Regions from separate parts of the Homo sapiens genome. Here region 2 is linked to region 1. Evidence: chromatin loops called from intact Hi-C (ENCODE). Cell type or tissue: endothelial cell of umbilical vein. All regions are shown on one strand. Links, peaks and the distances in the headings refer to the core of each region. The heading gives the core; the rest is flanking DNA.

Region 1 (8,698 bases), core at 1,913-5,912:
CACAAAATAATAAGAGCTATCTATGACAAACCCACAGCCAATATCATACTGAATGGGCAAAAACTGGAAACATTCCCTTTGAAAACTGGCACAAGACAGGGATGCCCTCTCTCATCACTCCTATTCAACATAGTGTTGGAAGTTCTGGCCAGGGCAGTCAGGCAGGAGAAGGAAATAAAGGGTATTCAATTAGGAAAAGAGGAAGTCAAATTGTCCCTGTTTGCAGATGACATGATTGTATATCTAGAAAACCCCATCGTCTCAGCCCAAAATCTCCTTAAGCTGATAAGCAACTTCAGCAAAGTCTCAGGATACAAAATCAATGTGCAAAAATCACAAGCATTCTTATACACCAATAACAGACAGAGAGCCAAATCATGAGTGAACTCCCGTTCACAATTGCTTCAAAGACAATAAAATACCTAGGAATCCAACTTACAAGGGAGGTGAAGGACCTCTTCAAGGAGAACTACAAACCACTGCTCAAGGAAATAAAAGAGGATACAAAGAAATGGAAGAACATTCCATGCTCATGGGTAGGAAGAATCAATATTGTGAAAATGGCCATACTGCCCAAGGTAATTTACAGATTCAATGCCATCCCCATCAAGACACCAATGACTTTCTTCACAGAATTCGAAAAAACTACTTTAAAGTTCATATGGAACCAAAAAAGAGCCCACATCGCCAAGTCAATCCTAAGCCAAAAGAACAAAGCTGCAGGCATCACGCTACCTGACTTCAAACTATAATACAAGGCTACAGTAACCAAAACAGCATGGTAGTGGTACCAAAACAGAGATATAGACCAATGGAACAGAAGAGAGCCCTCAGAAATAATGCCACATATCTACAACTATCTGATCTTTGCCAAACCTGAGAAAAACAAGCAATGGGGAAAGGATTCCCTATTTAATAAATGGTGCTGGGAAAACTGGCTAGCCACATGTAGAAAGCTGAAACTGGATCCCTTCCTTACACCTTATACAAAAATTAATTCAAGATGGATTAAAGACTTACATGTTAGACCTGAAACCATAAAAACCCTAGAAAAAAACCTAGGCAATACCATTCAGGACATAGGCATGGGCAAGGACTTCATGTCTAAAACACCAAAAGCAATGGCAACAAAAGCCAAAATTGACAAATGGGATCTAATTAAACTAAAGAACTTCTGCACAGCAAAAGAAACCACCATCAGAGTGAACAGGCAACCTACAGAATGGGCGAAAATTTTTGCAACCTACTCATCTGACAAAGGGCTAATATCCAGAATCTACAGTGAACTCAAACAAATTTACAAGAAAAAAACAACCCCATCCACAAGTGGGCCAAGGACATGAACAGACACTTCTCAAAAGAAGACATTTATGCAGCCAAAAAACACATGAAAAAATGCTCATCATCACTGGCCATCAGAGAAATGCAAATCAAAACCACAATGAGATACCATCTCACACCAGTTAGAATGGTGATCATTAAAAAGTCAGGAAACGACAGGTGCTGGAGAGGATGTGGAGAAATAGGAACACTTTTACCCTGTTGGTGGGACTGTAAACTAGTTCAACCATTGTGGAAGTCAGTGTGGCGATTCCTCAGGGATCTAGAACTAGAAATACCATTTGACCCAGCCATCCCATTACTGGGTATATACCCAAAGGAATATAAATCATGCTGCTATAAAGACACATGCACACGTATGTTTATTGTGGCACTATTCACAATAGCAAAGACTTGGAACCAACCCAAATGTCCAACAATGATAGACTGGATTAAGAAAATGTGGCACATATACACCATGGAGTACTATGCAGCCATAAAAAATGATGAGTTCATGTCCATTGTAGGGACATCGATGAAGCTGGAAACCATCATTCTCAGCAAACTATCGCGAGGAGAAAAAACCAAACACTGCATGTTCTCACTCATAGGTGGGAATTGAACAATGAGAACACATGGACACAGGAAGGAGAACATCACACACTGGGGCCTGTTGTGGGGTGGGGGGATGGGGGAGGGATAGCATTAGGAGATATACCTAATGCTAAATGATGAGTTAATGGGTACAGCGTACCAACATGGCACATGTATACATATGTAACAAACCTGTACATTGTGCACATGTACCCTAAAACTTAAAGTATAATAATAATAAAAAAAACACAGGATAGCATGTTAGAATGGTAAATTTAACATTTTTGCATTTTAAAGAGGTGCTAAATCAAGAGAGGGGGCTCGAAGGAGACCATTTGGGCAGTATGATGTGTGCCACCTGCAATGTGGAGAACACAATGAACTGGGATCTGGCTCTGCCTGGAAAATCTGAATGTGGGAGATAAACTGGTTGGCTGCTTTGGTGGATGAACAAAAGAGAGGGACTGCATTGGGGTTAAGTGGTATTCCTGGAGTTTATCAAGGCAGAGGATGCAGGAAGGTTGCCATGGACCACATGTGAGCCATGCATACAAGAGTGAGCCAGAATGAACTTGTCCAAAGGTGCCATCTAGAGGGCTGAACAGAGGTACTTCCAAATGCTAAATAGGTTGAGGAATGATTAAGTGATCAGCCAGAATATATCTGTTTCATCCTCATCAAGAGAACTGCAGATAAGAGATACCCAACTGTGGGAGTGAGAGATCCCAAAGAACCTGCAGAAGTGCCCATGATAAACAGGATCAGCTTTTCTTCCATCTTCCAAAACCAAAGAGTACTGACATCCATGAAAGTGTTCAAGAAAGAACTTTCCTGCTACTCCTGCCTATCCTCCTTCTTTCCTGTCCCAACCGTGGAGGCATCAGAAACACCCATTAGCAATAATGAGGAGAAAGTTCTTGGTAAGAGAAGAAAGAATGGGATATGTGCATTACCCTGACCTGATCACTGTGCCATAAATATATCAAAACACCACTATGTACCCCATAAATACATACAATTACTACATGTTCATTAAAAAGAAAAGAAAGAATGACCCTACCACCCTTTTCTGAGTGCAGGCCACCTGCCTGCTGTATGCCTGAGGTGAGCAAATTGCAAGTGTATTCCATCACTACAGTTATAGAACTATTTGAAATGTTAGGGAAGCACAGAGTGAAGAATGATTATTTATTGAGGAAATAAATATGGCTTCCCAGAGAAGGCAACTCTTTATCAATAAAGTCTTAAAAAAATGAGTAGGCATTTGCCATATTGGCACATTCCAGCTCAGAGAACATCATCAACAAAGATGGAGGCTCACAAATGCATGCTGTGTTCAGTGTATTGGGAGCTGTTTGGCATAACCAGGACAGGAGAGGTCTTGCAGTTTTACTACTACTACTCCCTCAGCAGTTAAAAGATCTACTAAAATACATCTTGAAACAAATAATATTTACTAAATCTGATTCCTAGCCTCCAAAAATTTGAATTTAAATTCAGATACACTCCTGGTGCATTGCAATATATTTGCAAAGGTGTCATCTCCATAACTAATTTTCCGTTCAACAACCTCAAGGGGTTGTTCCTCCATGGTGAATCTGCTTCCTAATATTTACATTTTTTGCCTCCAGATGTCACAGCCAACAAAAGTATTCATCTCAAAATCTTTTTCATGACAGTACATATAGTAGGTATTGTTACAGCTAAGCCTTGTATATGCTTTAAATAATCACCTAAGTTCATAGCTACCTTTTAGAACAAGAGCGAACGGGGTATGGATAAGTGTATTTGCTTGGCCAAAGCAACATTCGCATTGTCAACCTCTTTCTCCTTTTAGAAGATGTACAATTCCCTTCTACCCACCGCTGAAGCCTGGTGTCTGTGCTGGTTGTTCTCCTTCAGCCTTCTTTTTCTATGGAGTCACTTCTTGGTCTCCTGGGGAAGCGCTTCTGGCATCTCAGCTAACAGGATCTCTCCTCCCCCTCATTCACTGCCCCAGGATTTCCATCTGTCCCTGTAATCAGCAAATGCCCTAAGAAAAGGCATAGCCATAGTGATCAAACTCAGAATTCTGGCTCAACTGTCCCTCCACAGGAAGAGCAATTTTCTCCCTGCCAAAAAAAGCCTCTCTAACTTCTCCACCATCTTTTCCCAAACAATAGTGGACTTGCCTGAGTTACAGCTGATTGGCCAATTTTCCCTAATAGGAAAATCTCTTCTATGTAATGGAAAGTTCTTAAAACAAAAAAATGAATAGCATCTCAACTGACTTCATCTCATGGCATTTCCTGGAGTCAAAGTCATGGTATGTGACTCTGATGTGGCTTTTTGTGTGTTTTTGTTTTTGTTCTCCCTGAGCTATATAAAAAAACAAGACCTATGGGATCTGTCATGTCTGACAATTATGACAAATGCCCAGGCTCACACAGGGCCAAAGGAGACAGTATACCAGGCAGGCTGAAGCATTCTTAGTGTATCTTTTTTTGCCTCTTTAGAACCTGTCCTGCACTTTGGGGATGCTGAATATCACGTCAATGAAAGTGCTCGCTACGTGGAGGTTTGTGTTTGGAGAAGAGGCACTGATCTTTCCCAACCATCATCCATCGCCGTGCGCTCCAGAAAGTCAGAGCAGGAGTCAGCAGAAGGTGAGAGGGCCACTTAAAGAATATATCATTATCATGATACATGTTTATGGTGGAGTCTAGTCTGTTAAGTGTAAGCATGCTTAGTCTTTGTTGATGGACTCTGAATGAAAGTTTCTCTGGCTTCAGCACGTAGATGGTTTGTATACATAATGACTTCTGCTGGTTACAAAATAAGTACATTATTCAAACAGCAGCCTTTATGATTCATTTATTACCCACTGGCTTGTCATGGGCTCACATTAATTTTTCCAAAGTTCAGAATATTTATAGATACCTAAAGCTGCTCATAAACAATATTTCAGATGAAATTACCCCCATAATGGCCAAGCAAGTCCCAACTCGTGGAAGAATCTCGTCACATATTAGACCTTTGAAGTGTAGGAGGTTTTCACTTCAGACTCAGGCATTTGCCTTAGCTTCAAACAGCATGTCTTCATGCCCTGCTCACCTTTGCATTTCCTGACATGGATGATCAAGGCCTAGCTGACAGCATGGCACAATTCTAGATATCATTTCCTCTAGAGTACCTGTCAGGTGCTTTATCAGAAAAAGAACAGGACCCAATAGGAAAAGAAAAGGACATTTCCATGTACATTGATGCCCACATTTTCTCATTTGCAGTTGTGACCTTTTGGTGTGGTGTTAGGTTGTTAATTTTATATCTTTCTAACTTTTTGATGTGAGCATTTAGCACTATAAACTTTCCTCTTAATACTGCTTTAGCTGTGTCCCAGAAGTTCTGGTATGTTGTATCTTTGTTCTCATTAGTTTCAAAAAAATTTCTTGGTTTCTGCCTTAATTACATTGTTTACCCAGAAGTCATTCAGGAGCAGGCTGTTTAATTTCCATGTAATTGTATGGTTTTGAGTGATCTTCATGGTATTGGTTTCTATTTTTATTGTTATATAATCTGAGAGTGTGGATGGTATACTTCTGAATTTTTTGAATTTGCTAATAATTTTTATGGCCAACGGTGTAGTCGATTTTAGAGTACGTGTATGTGCAGAAGAGAAGAATGTATATTCTGTTGGTTTTGGGTGGAGAGTGTTATAAATGTCTATTAGGTCCATTTGGTTAAGTGTCAAATTTGGGTCCCAAATATCTTCATTACTTTTCTGCCTTGATGGTCTGTCTAATACTGTCAATAGGGTGTTGAAGTCTCCCATTATTATTGTATGGTTATCTAAGTCTCTTCATAGGTCTTTAAGGACTTGTTTTATGAATGAGGATACTCCTCTGTTGGGCACATAAATATTCAGGATAGTTAAGTCTTCTTGTTGAATTAAACCCTTTACGATTATATAATGCCTGTCTTTGTCTTTTTTATCATTGCTGGCTTAAAGTCTGTTTTGTCTGAAATTAGAATAGCAACCCCTGCTTTTTTTGTTTTCCATTTGTTTGGTAGATTTTTTTTTTTTTTTTTTTTTTGAGACGGAGTCTCGCTCTGTCGCCCAGGCCGGACTGCGGACCGCAGTGGCGCAATCTCGGCTTACTGCAAGCTCCGCTTCCCGGGTTCACGCCATTCTCCTGCCTCAGCCTCCCGAGTAGCTGGGACCACAGGCGCCCGCCACCGCGCCCGGCTAATTTTTTGTATTTTTAGTAGAGACAGGGTTTCACCTTGTTAGCCAGGATGGTCTCGATCTCCTGACCTCATGATCCACCCGCCTCGGCCTCCCAAAGTGCTGGGATTACAGGCGTGAGCCACCGCGCCCAGCCTGTTTGGTAGATTTTTCTCCATCCCTTTACTTTGAACCTATGACTGTCATTGCATGTGAGATGGGTCTTTTGAAGACAGCATGTGGTTGGATCTTTCTTCTTTATCTAACTTGCAACTCTGTGGCCTTTTAATTGGGTCATTTAGCCTGTTTTCATTCAAGGTTAATATTTGATATGTGAGGATTTAATGCTGTCATCTTGTTGTTAGCGGTTTATTATGCAGACTCAATTGTGTAGTTGCTTTATAGTGTCAATGGTCTATGTACTTAAGTGTGTTTTTGTGGTGGCCATAATGGTCTTTCATTTCCATATTTAGTGCTCCTTTAAAAACCTCTTGTAAGGCAGGTCTGGTGGTAATGAATGCCCTTAACATTTGCTTGTCTGATGAAGATCTTATTTCTCCTTTTTTGATGAAGCTTAGTTTGGCTGGATATAAAATTCTTGGTTGAGATTCTTTTTTTTTTTTAATAATGCTTAATAAAGGCCCCTAATCTCTTCTGGCCTGTAGAGTTTCTGCTGAAAGATATGCTGTTAGCCTGATGAGGTTCTCTTTGCTGCCTTTCTCTTCTCTTTAGCTGCCTTTAATATTTTTTTCTTTCATGTCAACCTTGGAGAGTCTGATGACTATGTGTCTTAGGGATAGTTGTCTTATACAGTATCTTAAAGGGTTCTCTGCATTTCCTGAATTTGAATTTTGGCCTCTCTAGTGAAGTTGGGGAAATATGCATGGACAGTATCTTCAAATATATTTTCCAAGTTGTTTGGTTTCTCTCCCTGTCTTTCAGGGATGCCAATGAGTCGTAGATTTGGTCTCTTTACAGAATCCCGTATTTCTAAGAAGTTTTGCACATTCTTTTTTATTCTTTTCTCTTTATTTTTGATTCTGTTCATTCAGAGAACCTTTTTGCTATGAGATTCTTTCCTCAGCTTGGCCAATTCTGTTGTTAATACTTGCAATTGGCCCGGCACAGTGGCTCTCATCTGTAATCCTAGCACTTTTGGAGGCCTAGGCAGGTGGATTGCTTGAGTCCAATGTGGGCAACATGGCAAAACCCCATCTCTTCAAAAAATACAAAAAAATTAGCCCGGCATGGTGGTGTGCACCTGTAGTCCAAGCTAGTTGTAAGACTGAGGTGGGAAGAGCACCTGAGCCCAGGAGGTTGAGGCTGTGATGAGCCATACATTCCAGCCTGGGTGACAGAGTTCAAACCCATCTCAAAAAAAAAAAAGTAAATTAATTAATTTAAAAATAATAAATATTTTCAATCGTATTATGAAATTCTTGTAGTGTTTTCAGCTCTATCAGATCTGTTGGTTCTTTCTTCATTTCATCTTTCAGTTATTATATCATTTTATTATTATCCCTAGATTCCTTGGATTGGTTTTGACTTTCACCTGATTCTCGATGATCTTTATTCCTATCCATATTCTGAATTCTATGTCTGTTATTTCAGTCATTTCAGCCTGGTTAAGAACCATTGCTGGGGAACTAGTGCAGTCATTTGGAGGAAGGAAGACACTATAGCTTTTTGAATTGCCAGAGTTCTTACGCTAGTTCTTTCTCATCTGTATGGGCTGATATTCCTTTAACTGTGGTGTAATTTTAATATAGTCAATTGACTTTGTTTCTGGACGTTTTCAGAGGGCCAAGGCTTTGTTCAGGGTCTTCATATGTAGCTGAATTCTTGTCCTTGGTTTCACAGGGTGTTATATGCAAAGTATTTTTGGTTTTGAAGTTTGGGCTGTGATCTAGTAGATGGCGTGTAAGTGTAACGGCTGGTAGGCAGGCTCTTACTCAGCCACATGGCTCCTCTGTGCATTTGCAGCCATGTTCCCTCTCAGCACTCTAACAGTGTGGGTTCCTCTCTTACCTGAGTGCTGGCTGCAGATCTTGGCTTTGCACTCCTAAGCTATACACCGCAGCCTTGAGGCAAGCTCAGGCTTTACACTCCCTCTCCAGCTTGGGGGTGACGAGGACAGAGACCTTAGCAGTGGTAATGGCAAAGGGCTTTTGACTTGTCTCTTGGAGCTCCACCCCAGAGAAACACAGAGCCACTACAAATCAGAGTGGCTGCATTGTGAGCCCAAGCTTGGGGCACTGGGGAGGGCCTGCCTGGTGATGGGCAGGGAGTGCAGGAAGCTCACAGGGAGGACAGACTGGCCTCTTCTCCTTAGGGCAGCTAAGAGCTGGAGGTGTGAGTAAAGCACTCAGAATCTTTGTTCCTTTTCTTCTCTGGGGGCAGCAAGGGCAGTACCACTACAGTGGCAGTAACAAAGGAACTTTCAGTTGCCTCTGGGAGCTCCACCCCAGAGAAATGCAGAGCCACTGCCAATGGAAATGTTCAGCCAGGAGGTGGTGCAGCTGTGCTGTGGTCTTGAGCCAGGAGCCCTGTCTGGTGAAGAGCAGGGGGTTGGGGTCTCAC
Region 2 (6,730 bases), core at 2,615-6,614, 55 kb after region 1:
ACATGGGGGAGGGAGGTATGTCTGTGAGGCAGGACTGTGAAGCTACAGCCATAAGCTAAGGCCAGATTATAAAAAGCCTTGAACATATACTAAGGATGTAGACATTGTTATGAAAGAATGAGTAATTTGTCTAAGCATCAAAGTTTTAGAGCCTTGGATCCTTTGAACAAAGTAAGTAGCCTAGGCAATCTATGCTTAAACAACAAGGCAGACCTTTCCATCTCAATTCTGATATAAAGTTCACTCAAATGTTTAACTAAAAAAGATTTGTCTTTCCTTAGCATTGACTCATCTTAGTTCTGTTTTAGAGCCATCCAAGGTAAGCCTAATATCTGCTACCCTTTCAGAAGTTTTTGAGGACATTTAGGACCAACCACCTTCTACAGATAACCTCTTACCCAGATAACATGCCCAGTTCTCTATATGATATTAAGTCCTTTAACCAAACAACTCTGGCCTCTTGCAAATACTTATCAAAATTTAAGTATGCAGTTAAATATACATGAAATATGATGAGACCAGTAAAGAAAAGGGTAGCTATATTTATTTCCTCTCCTTTGAACACTACATTTACATTAAGGCCAACAGTATCTTTTTCTGCAGCTACTTTACACTGACCCAGTATTTATGAACTATAAGTGAACCATATATCTCCCACACTGTGCTATCACAGTTTCCTTTTTAAAAATCCCAAGTAGATGGTTTCATATGAACCCCGTTTAATTAAATCCCAATTTTAATTTTGGATTCATAAGCCTTCCATCCTGATTCTGTCATCTAACAGGTTCAAAACTTTCTATAACGAACTTAATGAGCAAGTCCTATACTACGTGACAAGAAAACTCTTTTCAGGTTGAGTTCAATCCAGCAAATTGGAATTCCATGAAGACACAAATTAGGAAAACAAAATACACATGAAATTTAGGGAAGAATCAATAGTGCTATCAAGTACATCTGAGAATACATACCATTCCCTTTGCATTTTGCTGAGGCCCACATAGATTTTTACTTCCTTCTTTGGAGGCAAACTCTTTTCAACATCAGCCTTAATTCGACGAAGGAGGAATGGACGCAAAACCTTAAAAAGGACAAAAATAAACAGGTAATACCAATATTACACATAAGGTCATATTTCAGCATCTTAGAATTGTATATAAAATACATGAAAAAGAAATTTCTCTGCGTGAGTATCAAGTGATTTCTTAGGACTTCTCCCTGCAAATACAGTCATATCTCAGTATCTGTGGGAGACTAGTTCCTGTCCCCTTCCCTTTGAATACCAAAATCCACAAATGCTCGAGTCCATTATAAAAAATGTAGTATTTGCATATAACCTACAAACATCCTCCCATATACTTTAAATCATCTCTAGATTACTTATAATAATAGTTAATGGAATGTAAATGCTATGTTAATAGTTGTTACACTATACCGTTTAGGGAATAATGACAAGGAAAAGGTCGGTATATTTAACACAGATGGAACCATCTATTTTATTTTTATCTTTTTTGGGGACAAATATTTCCAATCCATAGTTGATTGAATCTATGGATGTGGAACCTATGGATATGAAGGGCTAACTGTATATAATTTATTACTACTGGGTTCCTGAAGGGTAGTAATACAAGACCATTACTTATTCAATAAAGGCATACCTCAGAGATATTGTAGGCTCAGTTCCAGACTACCTCAATAAAGCAAGTCACATTTCCCAGTGCATCTAAGAGTTACATTTACACTATTAAGTGTGCAATAGCATTATGTCTAAAAAAAAAACAACGTACACACCTTATTTTAAAAGTACATTATTGCTTTAAAAATGTGATACATTATTTAAAGCAATACATTACTGCTTTAAAAACAGAGTAAACACATGCCGTTGGGAAAACGGTGTTTATTGATAGACTTCCTTGACACAGGGTTGCCACAAACCATCTATTTGTTTCGCAAAATAAATGTTTCTTAAAAATGCAGTATCTGTGAAGCACTGCAAAGGGTAATGAGATGTGCCTGTATATGTTTGAGTATATACTTGTTATACTACCATAAAATACTAAAAACAATAGTAAATTTTTAAAATGTTTTCAACAATTTGCTGCCTTTCAGGTCTAAAACTAGTTACTTGCATGCAGACTGTCTAACAGTGCCTAAGAATGGGCAAGGGTCGGGAGGCCGAGGCAGGCAGATCACAAGGTCAGGAAATCGAGACCATCCTGGCTAACATGGTGAAACCCCGTCTCTATTAAAAATACAAAAAATTAGCCAGGCGAGGTGGCAGGTACCTGTAGTCCCAGCTACTTGGGAGGCTGAGACAGGAGAATGGTGTGAACCCGGGAGGCGGAGCTTGCAGTGAGCCAAGATGGCGCCACTGCACTCCATCCTGGGCGACAGAGCTAGACTCCATCTCAAAAAAAAAAAAAAAAAAAAAAAAAAAGAATGGACAAGGGTCTCATTAAGATCTCCTTATGGTTAGTCTTTAAACTTAATGTACTAACTTAGGGAAAGAATATAAAAGTACACACTTCAATAAATCATGAGTGTACAGTTCTAGAAATTTTATTCAAGTACTGTAAAAGTACCCATGTTATTACCCAAATAGAACACTCTAGAAATCATTTTTGTGTCCCTTCCAATCACTATCCCCTCTTTTCCTTCCCAAGGGTAAGCAATATTCTTATTTTTAGACACCATAAATTAATTTTGCCTATCATTTTTAACTTTATATACATGGACTCACTCAATATGCACCCATTTATATCTGGTTTCTTTTATTAAACAATGAGACATTTCCATGTTATATGTAGTAGTAGTTCACTCATTTTCATAGAACAGTAAGTTTTAAAATTAACTACACAACTAAAGATACCCTTTTTTGTACCTCTGTTCTATTTACACTGGTTTTTAAAAATAGTGACTATATCACAAACCAAATTAGACATTAGTGGGAAAAATACCAGCAACACCTCTCTAACATCACCACGTAGAAAAGCTAGTTCAGCCCTAGTCAACAGGCGGCAGCAACTGCCAGATGTGTAAGTGAAGACCTTTAGCCCCACCGGTTCTCTTCTAGCATTGTCCAGCTAAATAAATGTAACTGGATAACCCCAAGTGTAATCCACAAAGAAACCATCCAGTCAACCCATAAATTCTGGGGTTGTTAATAAAATATAAACTATGAAGTGTTTTGGAGGTGGGGGAAATAAGGGGGTCTTAGTAACCCCTAAAGGGGGGTTAAGGTGTTTTTGGGGGGTGGAGGGAATAAGGGGTTCTTTTGCAGCATTAGATAACTAATACATCAAATAAGAGTTATCTCATTCCTAAGCGCATCCATACCGACTTCTAAACCCTCCTTTCATTATAAGACCACAGGTGCTACTGTAGAAACTTCAAAGTAAAGAGCAGGAGAAAGTAGAGAGGTAGCTACAAGACCTCTTCTCCCTGACTTCATAAGCATTTTCAAAATACCCTGTGAACAAAACAGAGTTACCAAATCTGGTTGATACTGCTGAATGGGTTGTTCATTTGCTTTACCTAGATGTACCTACGTATTTACTAAAGGAAAGCCAAGAGCAGAGGAATAAGGGGAAAAAAATGCATGAAAAAAAATCATGTTCTTCTGCCTCCTTTTCTACCCCCAAGATTACATATACACTCCACAATCCTTGGTCTAAGTAAATACAAAGAGAGTGCTTAGATGCATGAATGCCATCTGAATTGAAACAAAGGTAGCTAGGAAATTACTACCTTCAAATATTTAACAAAACTCTCAATATTTAAGAATTTTAAAGTACTTTATAATGAAATATTTGAACAATCATGAACTTAAATTTTTTTCCCTGTTCAAATATCCACTCTAACTAGGCATTGTGCCAGGTATACAAAGACAAATAAATCTGTGCTTCCTGCCTTTGTGCTTACAATCCAGTATGGAAAACACTTGTGAATCATCTCAATATCCTCTGCAAAGTCCTATAATATTAGGATGCTCAGATTGTTAAAGATGGAATACACAGAAGGGCACCTAGGCCAGCCTCAGCCTGGCTGGTTCAGTGGAGGTGATGTCGCTGAGTCTTGGACTAGGTATTAGTAAAGAGACCAGGAAAAAGGATTCTAGGTGTAGCAAAAATGATAAGCAAAAATAGATTAGAATTACCACAATGTTTACAGAAAACTGACAGTGGGGTCAGCAATCTATCAAATTAAAGCTCAATATATGAAGAAGTAAAACAGATGCCAAAGAATGTTAAAAAGGTTAGGTCATGGAGGGGCACAATTTTGTTCCCCAGGGGACATCTGCAATGTCTAGAGAAATTTTTGGTTGTCACAACTGGAGGAATGTTACTACTGCCATCTAGTGAGTAAAAGTATCAGGGATGCTATTAAACATGCTACAATACACAGGACAATCACGTTCTCCCCTCTCTCCTTACCCCTCTCAGATATACCCAGACCAAAATGTCAAAAGAGGCTGAGAATTCCTGAGTTAGGTCATTAAGGGCTTTATATAACATTCTTACAAGCTCCTGCTTTAACCTGCTTAGCAGGGTATTTTAATCTGGTGTCTGTTAGAGAAGTTTCTCTACCTACCAACTTTTACTTGTGAACCGTCACAGGAAGCTGTATGTAGAAACAAAGCTATACAGCAAGCAAAAACATACCAACTGTGCTCATAATGCAATATTAGCAGTTGTTTATACACAATGTAGCTAGATTTAAGAAAAAACAGATGGATCTTTAGCCCTTTCAAAAGTGAACCTGTTAGATTCTTCCATGGAATGTAAATTGAACTAAGCTTTAAAAACTTGTCTATTAAGGCCGGGCGTGGTGGCTCATGCCTGTAATCCCAACACTCTGGGAGGCCAAGGCAGGCAGGTTGATAACTTGAGTTCAGAAGTTCGAGATTAGCCTGGGCAACATGGTGAAACACTATCTCTACAAAAAATACAAAAATTAGCTGGGCATGGTGGCCAGAGCCTGTAGCCCCAGCTACTCTAGACGCTGAATGGGGAGAGACTGCTTGAGCCTGGGAGGCAGAGGTTTCAGTGAGCCAAGATCATGCCACTGCACTCCAGCCTGGACGACAAAGTGAGACTGTCTCAAAAACAACAACAAAAACTTGTCTATATTAATTATTATGCAATTCTTCTTCCCCCCACTGTATTTTGTATAACTGTAAGAGAATACTTTCTCCCTTAAGTCAGGATTCCATTCTAGGTTCTAACACTGAAACAACCACACATCACCCCCTACACTGATTGTAAGATGTAAGAGTTAAGTGTCAGAATTCAAGCAGATCTGATTCTTAAGCCATTGTGTTTTTTATTAACAGGAAAATAATCTACTAATTTAAACCTTTATCCTTTTTCCCATCATAAATATGCTTTAACACTACTCCAAAATACTTACCATATGAAGCCTCTCAACTAGTTTTTGATCCCCAAGGCAGTTGTTTGTATCAAACCAGGAATCAAAGTCCTAGATAAACAAACAAAAAATATACTCAGATCAGAGATAATATTAACAAATACCCTATAATACCAGATATAGAAATGATTTCTAGAATTAGTAATTTGAATTGTAACCCACAAAAAAAAATCACTTAGTCCAATCCTGGTTTTCATGTGTCATTGTTACTAATTTTAAAACAAGTAGTTCAGAAATCACACTACCTTCTAAACATTCTTCTCAAAAACATCAAAATAACAAGTTTCACAGTAAAAAGTTGGAGAGCAAGTTCTATAGGATTAGAAAATTAATATTCTTGTAAAGTATCTTTCAAGTTTCATAAAAGCTTGAAAATTAAAACATTTTATAGTTTGTTCTCTGAGACCATTCGCACTACTCAAATACAAGTTTACGAACAATGTCAATTTTAATCAAACTTACTAAATGAAATTGAAATTACCAGCATTTCATTAATATTTGGTTACGATTTCAACAAGGGCAGTTTCCCTAACCTCATCTCTTGAACATATGTATTATATATGTGCTTTGTTTTTGAGTAAACATAATCTTAGAATTCACTGCTTTAAAGTAAATGAAAGTGTCAATGTAGTGAGAAACAGGAATTATCTCAAAAACATCAAAATACATAAAATCGAAGCTAAAATTGCTTTTGGAGTCTGATTAAATATCTTTTTACAACACAATCTATTCTTTCAAAACAATCTTCAACAGAAAAAAAACAAAATTAATTAATACCTTTTTATAACTTAATTGTACAAAAATATACTAACATGGAGCTCTTCAAATCCCTCCAATACACATAAGACGCCAGCTATGCAAACAAAGCTTCAAAAATAAACACTGGTCCAGGCAAAAAAAACTGCAATTTCTAATAGCACAAACTCTTGACATAGTTATTATATTACTATTAACAGTTCAAATAGCTAATTAACCATTACTATCCTTTCTATGACTATAAATAATCCATAAAGATTAGGTTCTATTTGTTTGTTAGACTATAATATAAGAAAAGCCAGACAGATTTCACTAAATTTGACAGTCATCCTTGGGACTTAAAACATAAGCAATGTGAGGTATACAAATCACTTCAGGAATACCTTGAGCAGCACCTTAAAAACATAACCAGTCAACCTAGAGCCACTGAAACAAAGTCAGGCCAACCTGACTTACCAAATAGGAGTGACAATTTATGCCATTTCAGATAGAGAAAACAATGATTTAAAGAAGACTGAGGCCTGGTGTGGTGGCTCGTGCCTGTAATCCC

The links. A loop is a pair of places that touch in the nucleus more often than their neighbours do. Peaks named below come from ENCODE experiments on the same cell type or tissue, not always from the same donor. Only the 100,000 strongest peaks of a DNase experiment are listed, where the experiment ranks them.
Region 2: it touches region 1 in a loop (5-fold over the local background); 1 of 110 quality-filtered maps calls a loop at or near these places.

Annotation. Positions count from the first base shown.
Region 1 is chr4:143,581,705-143,590,402 of GRCh38, reverse strand. FREM3 (FRAS1 related extracellular matrix 3) reads left to right here. Exons shown (of 8, transcript NM_001168235.2): 7 at 4,410-4,559. Among named protein-coding and RNA genes, the nearest start is that of SMARCA5-AS1, 71 kb to the right of the region's middle. In endothelial cell of umbilical vein, for the core only: no CTCF peak of the experiment used is centred there; a DNase peak (open chromatin) is centred at 4,122; H3K27ac peaks cover 2,027 bases.
Region 2 is chr4:143,529,203-143,535,932 of GRCh38, reverse strand. It overlaps SMARCA5 (SNF2 related chromatin remodeling ATPase 5), which reads right to left. Exons shown (of 24, transcript NM_003601.4): 9 at 5,407-5,475; 10 at 969-1,078. Among named protein-coding and RNA genes, the nearest start is that of SMARCA5-AS1, 18 kb to the right of the region's middle. In endothelial cell of umbilical vein, for the core only: CTCF peaks have their summits at 4,145 and 4,348 (motif pointing left); DNase peaks (open chromatin) are centred at 3,882 and 4,362; H3K27ac peaks cover 1,530 bases.